Linked DNA regions of Homo sapiens: region 1 is linked to region 2. Evidence: read pairs that join two places in POLR2A ChIA-PET (ENCODE). Cell type or tissue: MCF 10A. All regions are shown on one strand. Each heading gives the region's core, and the rest is flanking DNA. Links, peaks and the distances in the headings are about the cores only.

Region 1 (2,920 bases), core at 99-2,598, 310 kb before region 2:
ACACAGCTAAAGCCATAAAAAGACATGGGGGTCCAAACTACTACCCCCAGCCATCAAACTGGCATGGAAAGGAAAGCTTACCACCAATAAAAGGACCACGGACTGCTCACCAGGGCTCGGCTTCCAGGGACCGATAACGGCTTAAACCAAAGACAGTATGGATAACCCAGACATGTATAATTCATAGTTGACTATATTACTTCCTCTAAATTTATAATGATGATGATCATTGGTGGAAAGTTTCTGAGGAATAAATAATTGATAAGCTTCTCCATATCACAAGGCAAACCGCTAACAGACACTGTGGATGGAGATGTATTAAAACAATAAATTCTTCCATTCAACATTTATCAAGCACTTACTGTGTATTAGTATACAAGAGTCATCTGTTTTGACACTGGTATCTGCTGAAAGAATATAAGCAATAATTATAGGGTTCTGGAAGGGGCAAGGAGACCCAGAGCTCTTGATTATGAAACATTTATTGAGCTCCTACTATGTCTTAGACATTGGTAGGTGTTGAAAATAGAAATATTAAGACTCTGTTCTAGCTCTTGAGGATCACATAGGGTAATGGTTTGAAAACATATTTTACTTTTTTTCCAGTGTATAACTGTTCAGAGTCACATGACAGAAAATCATAAAGACTTATCTAGGCAAATTTGCCAAGATACAGTGTTAATATATCTCGATTTGACTAGTTCTATCAGGGTCTAGCAGTAAGTTTCACATCTTAAGAATGGCTTCAGCTTTACTTTTGTAATATAAAATCACCTGCAGGGATGATTCTCAAAAATCAAATAACCCAGTAAAATTTTACTGCGTGAACTGAAAAACAGCTATAAACCAGCAATAATAATAATAATAAAAACTCAGGCAATTTACAGAAGATATTCTTCAAGAATCTATAAATAAAAAATACACCTTTTACATCATTGAAATACAATTTAAATATCTTCACACCTCTGTTTTAAAACTGATACTACAAGTATGAGGTTATTTTGTTCTTTGTTTTGTTTTCTGTTTGTTTTTGCTTTTTTTTTTTTTGAGTCAGAGTCTCACTCTGTTGCCCAGGCTGGAGGGCAGTGGCACGATCTCGGCTGACTGTAACCTCCGCCTCCTGGGTTCAAGTGATTCTCCTGCCTCAGCCTCCCAAGTAGCTGGGGTTACAGGCACCTGCCACCACACCCAGCTAATTTTTGTATTTTTAGTAGAGATGGGGTTTCACCATGTTGGCCAGGCTGGTCTTGAACTCCTGATCTCATGATCTGCCCACCTTGGTCTCCCAAAGTGCTGGGATTACAGGTGTGAGCCACCACGCCCGGCCAAGTATCAGTTTTATATTATGCCCACTCTCCCAATTTATTTATTTATTTAGAGATGGAGTCTTGCTCTGTCAGCCAGGCTGGAGTGCAGTGGCATGATCCTGGCTCACTGCAACCTCCACCTCCCAGGTTCAAACAATTCTCCTTCCTCAGCCTCCCAAGTAGCTGGGATTACAGGCACATGCCATCAGGCCCAGCTAATTTTTATATATATTTTTAGGAGAGATGGGGTTTCATCATGTTGGCCAGGCTGGTCTCGAACTCCTGACCTCAAGTGATCCACCCACCTTGTGGATCCCACACCCAAAGTGATGGGATTACAGGCGTGAGCCACCGTGCCTGGTGCCAATTTTTATATTACTTATAAATGAAGACTTCCTTTTAGTACTTTTTAAATTTACTCTACATCATTGTTACGGACTGAATGTTTGTGTCCTCCAAAAATTCATATGTTCACCAAGCGTGGTGGCTCATGCCTGTAATCCCAGCACTTCGGAAGACCAAGGCAGGAGGATTACTTGAGCCCAGGAGGTTGAGGCTGCAGTGAGCCATGATCATACCACTGCATTCCAGCCTGAATGACAGAGCAAGACCCAGTCTAAAAAAAAAAAAAAAATTGTAGGTTAAACTCCTAACCCTTGATGTGATGGTATTAGGAGGTGGGGCCTATAAGAGGTGATTAGGTCATGAGGGTAGAATCTTCACGAATGGGATTAGTACCTTAAAAGAAGGTCTTGCTTCTGCTCTCTACTTTCTGCCATGCAAGGATACGAAAAGACGACCATCTACAATTCAGGCAGCAGGGTCTCACCAGACACTGGATCTACCAGCATTTTGATCTTGGACTTCCCAGTCTCCAGAATCATGAAAAAGAAATTTCTGTTGTTTAAGCTACCCAGTCTATGGTAATTTGTCATAGCAGCCTAAACTAAGACAATCATGATTTCATTTTAATGAAGTTTGGCTATAAGACAGCAATTCTGATCTGTCATCAAGCATCCTAACATGTTTAGGTAGACATGCTTAAGTTCATAATACATATAAATCAATATAATTAGTGTTTCACATTGGAGTCTTAAATTTTTAAACTTCCTTGTTGTTACTTTGTCATTATATATAGTTACTACCAGTTACAAAAAAAGTAAACACTCAAATACAAACTAAATTTTTTGCCAAATTTAGATTTTACTCAGTTTTCCCTGTCTATCACGGAAATCATCACTTGCAAAATTGCACACTCCAAAAATACATGTAAATATAAAAGAGTGCTGTCTGGTTAAGGCAAGAATAACCATTACATAAAATGTGTTTCGGACGTTGGGAAAACAGCAAAATTGAAATTACTTTCTCACTGCATTGTAAATTTTTCAAAAATCATCTTAAAGAAACATGTTTAGGCCAGGCATGGTGGCTCATGCCTATAATTCCAGCACTTTGGGAGGCCATACATAACTGGTTGGTCACTTGAGGACAGGAGCTCAAGACCAGCCTGGCCAACATGGTGAAACCCTGTCTCTACAAAAATACAAAAATCAGCCGGGTGTGGTGGTGTGCCTGAAATTCCAGCTACTTGGGAGGCTGAGGCATGAGAATCA
Region 2 (2,920 bases), core at 307-2,806:
GCACTCCAGCCTGGGCAACAGAGCGAGACTCCGTCTCAAAATAAATAAATAAATAAAAATTAAAGTGAAACACTGACGCTTGCATTTCTGGCTTCATTGGAGACTCGGGAAGAGTGTCAGGAGGTGACACACCAATACAGAGTTGAGACACGGGATTTCTGAGTGTATGGTGGCTGCTGGCAGAAGGCCATGCCTGGGTTTTTGAAGGATCCTCCCAGAGTTGCTTCTTGTTCAAGTACTGGCCTGGCCCCACTCTTATTTGAAAAACTCAATTGCAGGAAGGGTGACCACAGGTGTAATGACCCATGTTCTTGGCTTTGCTATTGTAGGTGTTGAGTTCGGTGCCATGGAAGCTCTTATTTGGGGGTCTCTGATGAGGCTTCTCATTTTTCTTCTCATTCTGGTGGCTGATCACCAGAAGGATGAGACCAAAAGTTGTGTGGCTGTCTGTCTGGGTTAATAGATTTTCCAGTACTTATCTCCAATTGGAAAAACAACCCGTAAGACGGTGCTTTTAGACAGAGGCTCCAGCTCCCTGGTCACAACATTCTTGCCCAGAATGTCTCCTTGCCTGAATCCCCTAAACTTTCTGGCAATAAAAACAGCCCGCTTCACTGCCTGTCCTGCTGACCTGAAGCATTACTGGCATCTTGACTTGCTATGGTCTGTAAGCATTGGGAACCTGGAAGTTGTCAACATCATGGGATTGAGCACCTACCTGGTGCTGAGCCCTGGTATTCGAAGGTGGATGAGGCACAGTCACTGCCTCAGGAAGCTCCTCTCATTCTGGAAGGGGGAACAGACAGCTGAGTAAACATGTGCCTTACTATAAGTGTTCCCAGCGTGATTTAAAGGATATTCCTGGGACACAAGAGAGGAGAGTGGGTCTTTGCATCTGCGGGTCAGGTGAAGCTTCTTTGAGCTGGACACGTCACTGCTGAGGCCTGCATCTGCGTCCGGGCTTTCTCAGAGAAGTTAAGAAGGTTCTGAAACTGGTGCCACTGGTTTCTCTGAGTGGTAGAATTCTGGGCAAGGTTTATTTTCTTCTTGATTCGCCTCCGTATCTTCCAGTTTCCTAAAAGCAGCATATATTTCATAATCAGGAAAGACTTTTATAAAAGCTTAAATAAAGGCAGGGCTATCCTTGGAAATTGCCTTTTCAGCTTTAAAAAAAAAAAACAAAACTCCTTCAGGACTTTCCTTGGTGTTTTGTAACTAACATTTCTGTGAAAAGATATATTGGTGAAGAGAGTAAAACAGATTTTCTAGTGTTTTCAGCAATACAACAGTAAGCCGCAAAGACAGAGGAATAAAAAAACAAGGGCAGATCCAAACCAGAGACTAGGAAGAGGTCTTTCAACACAGCTTACAGCGTCAAACATCTGTAAGGAATTGCAGCATAGGAATAAGTCAGGGGTGAAGTCCAAAGATAAGTCTGACTTTTTAGAATAAATAAACACGAAAGCTTTGTTTTCAGGTTCAGGAGCGTGGGCTAAGGAGAGCAGAATGAGCTGAGACCCTGGCCTGGGTGAAGGTGGTCTGCCTAGCTCCAATGCCTGGATCATTGAAGGGAGGGGATTTTGGAGTTGTTGGTTAAAGTCAAAGTGTCCAAACACATCTCTTCTCATTTCTAGATTCATGCTGATAATTGACCTTGAAGTTTTGGCCTGCTTGCTTTTTTCGTTATAATAGTAATGAAACTCCTAATAAATCTAAGCCCATTAAACCACTCAAGGTGACTTGTGTTGGGCTCATTTAGCCCTGTTGAATAATCACCATCCTGCCACAGTTCAGCCAGGCCACCAGGCATGACCAGACATGCCAAAGAAAGCTTTGAGCAAACAACCAAAACAGGAAGGCGTTTCATTCCTCACCCCAAAGGCCAAAAAGTGGAGCTTCTTGTTTTACTCTGGTCTTTTGCATGCACTCTACCTAATGCAGCCGGGTTCTTACACCTGGGCTAGGGTGCCAGGAGGCTTAGACTTTATTAATTCAAAATGACTTGGAAGAGCTCTTTTGAGCAGCTTTTCATAAGTGCTTTTTGGGGTTTTAGATTGCTGGCTGTACCTTTAAAGGTAAGTAGGAGGTGTTTGTTCCCAGGCACTATGGAACTGGCACGTTGGCCCTGAATTGCCTTTGCATGAGCTGTTGAGTGACGGAGATGAAAACCGTCTATTGTTTAAACCACTGCTTGTCAGGGTTTATCCTTGATCCCAACTATCACAGGAGTGGGCAAGAAGCATGGCTATGATGTGTGGATGTCTGAAAACAAACATCTGAGGTAATGATAATGACCAAGTGTTCCACCCAAATGGCTATTATTTGTCCAAAAAACACTGTAAAGGGTTCTGACTTTACGTCCAAGGGAAACTCTTTGGCTGCTCTTCAGTAAGCTGGCCATGAAAGGACCAAGCTCCTTTCCCCTGACACTGGCCTCTTGCTTCCAGTGAACTCCATTCACCGCCCCGCCCCACCCCCATGGTTTGCGCGTACTGCCATTCTACGCCTTCCTATCCAATTGTGCTGTGGTTCCTTCGACCTCTTTTTCTCCTGTGGATTACCAAGCCCCTTTCCTGTAGGAGGACTGAAAGTGGGTAATATGTAAACAGTAAGAATTTAATTTTTACAGTTCTAGAGACCGGGAAGTCCAAGGTCAAGGTGCAGGCAGATGTGGTGTCTGGTGAAGGCCCAGTCTTTTCTTTATAGATGGCGCCTCTTGTTGTGTCCTCACATGGGAGAATGACAGAAAGGGCAAACCACTCTGTCATACCTCTTCTGTAAGGTCACTAATCCAATTCATGAGGACCTCTTCCTTGTAACTTAATCACCTCCTTAAGGCCACACTTCTTAATACTAGCACATTGGTGAATGAGTTTCAACATCAGACCAAGGTAGAGGCTGTGGCTACAGCTACTGGCTC

The links. Peaks named below come from ENCODE experiments on the same cell type or tissue, not always from the same donor. Only the 100,000 strongest peaks of a DNase experiment are listed, where the experiment ranks them.
Region 1: POLR2A ChIA-PET joins it to region 2 with 6 read pairs; 2 of 35 experiments call an interaction of 5 or more read pairs at or near these places.

The regions. Positions count from the first base shown.
Region 1 is chr15:59,475,247-59,478,166 of GRCh38, reverse strand. The region is part of intron 3 of FAM81A (family with sequence similarity 81 member A); the gene reads right to left. Among named protein-coding and RNA genes, the nearest start is that of FAM81A, 39 kb to the right of the region's middle. In MCF 10A, for the core only: no CTCF peak of the experiment used is centred there; no DNase peak of the experiment used is centred there.
Region 2 is chr15:59,164,812-59,167,731 of GRCh38, reverse strand. All of the region lies in intron 22 of MYO1E (myosin IE), which reads left to right. Among named protein-coding and RNA genes, the nearest start is that of MIR2116, 5.0 kb to the left of the region's middle. RefSeq lists an enhancer at 1,771-1,820. In MCF 10A, for the core only: no CTCF peak of the experiment used is centred there; a DNase peak (open chromatin) is centred at 1,821.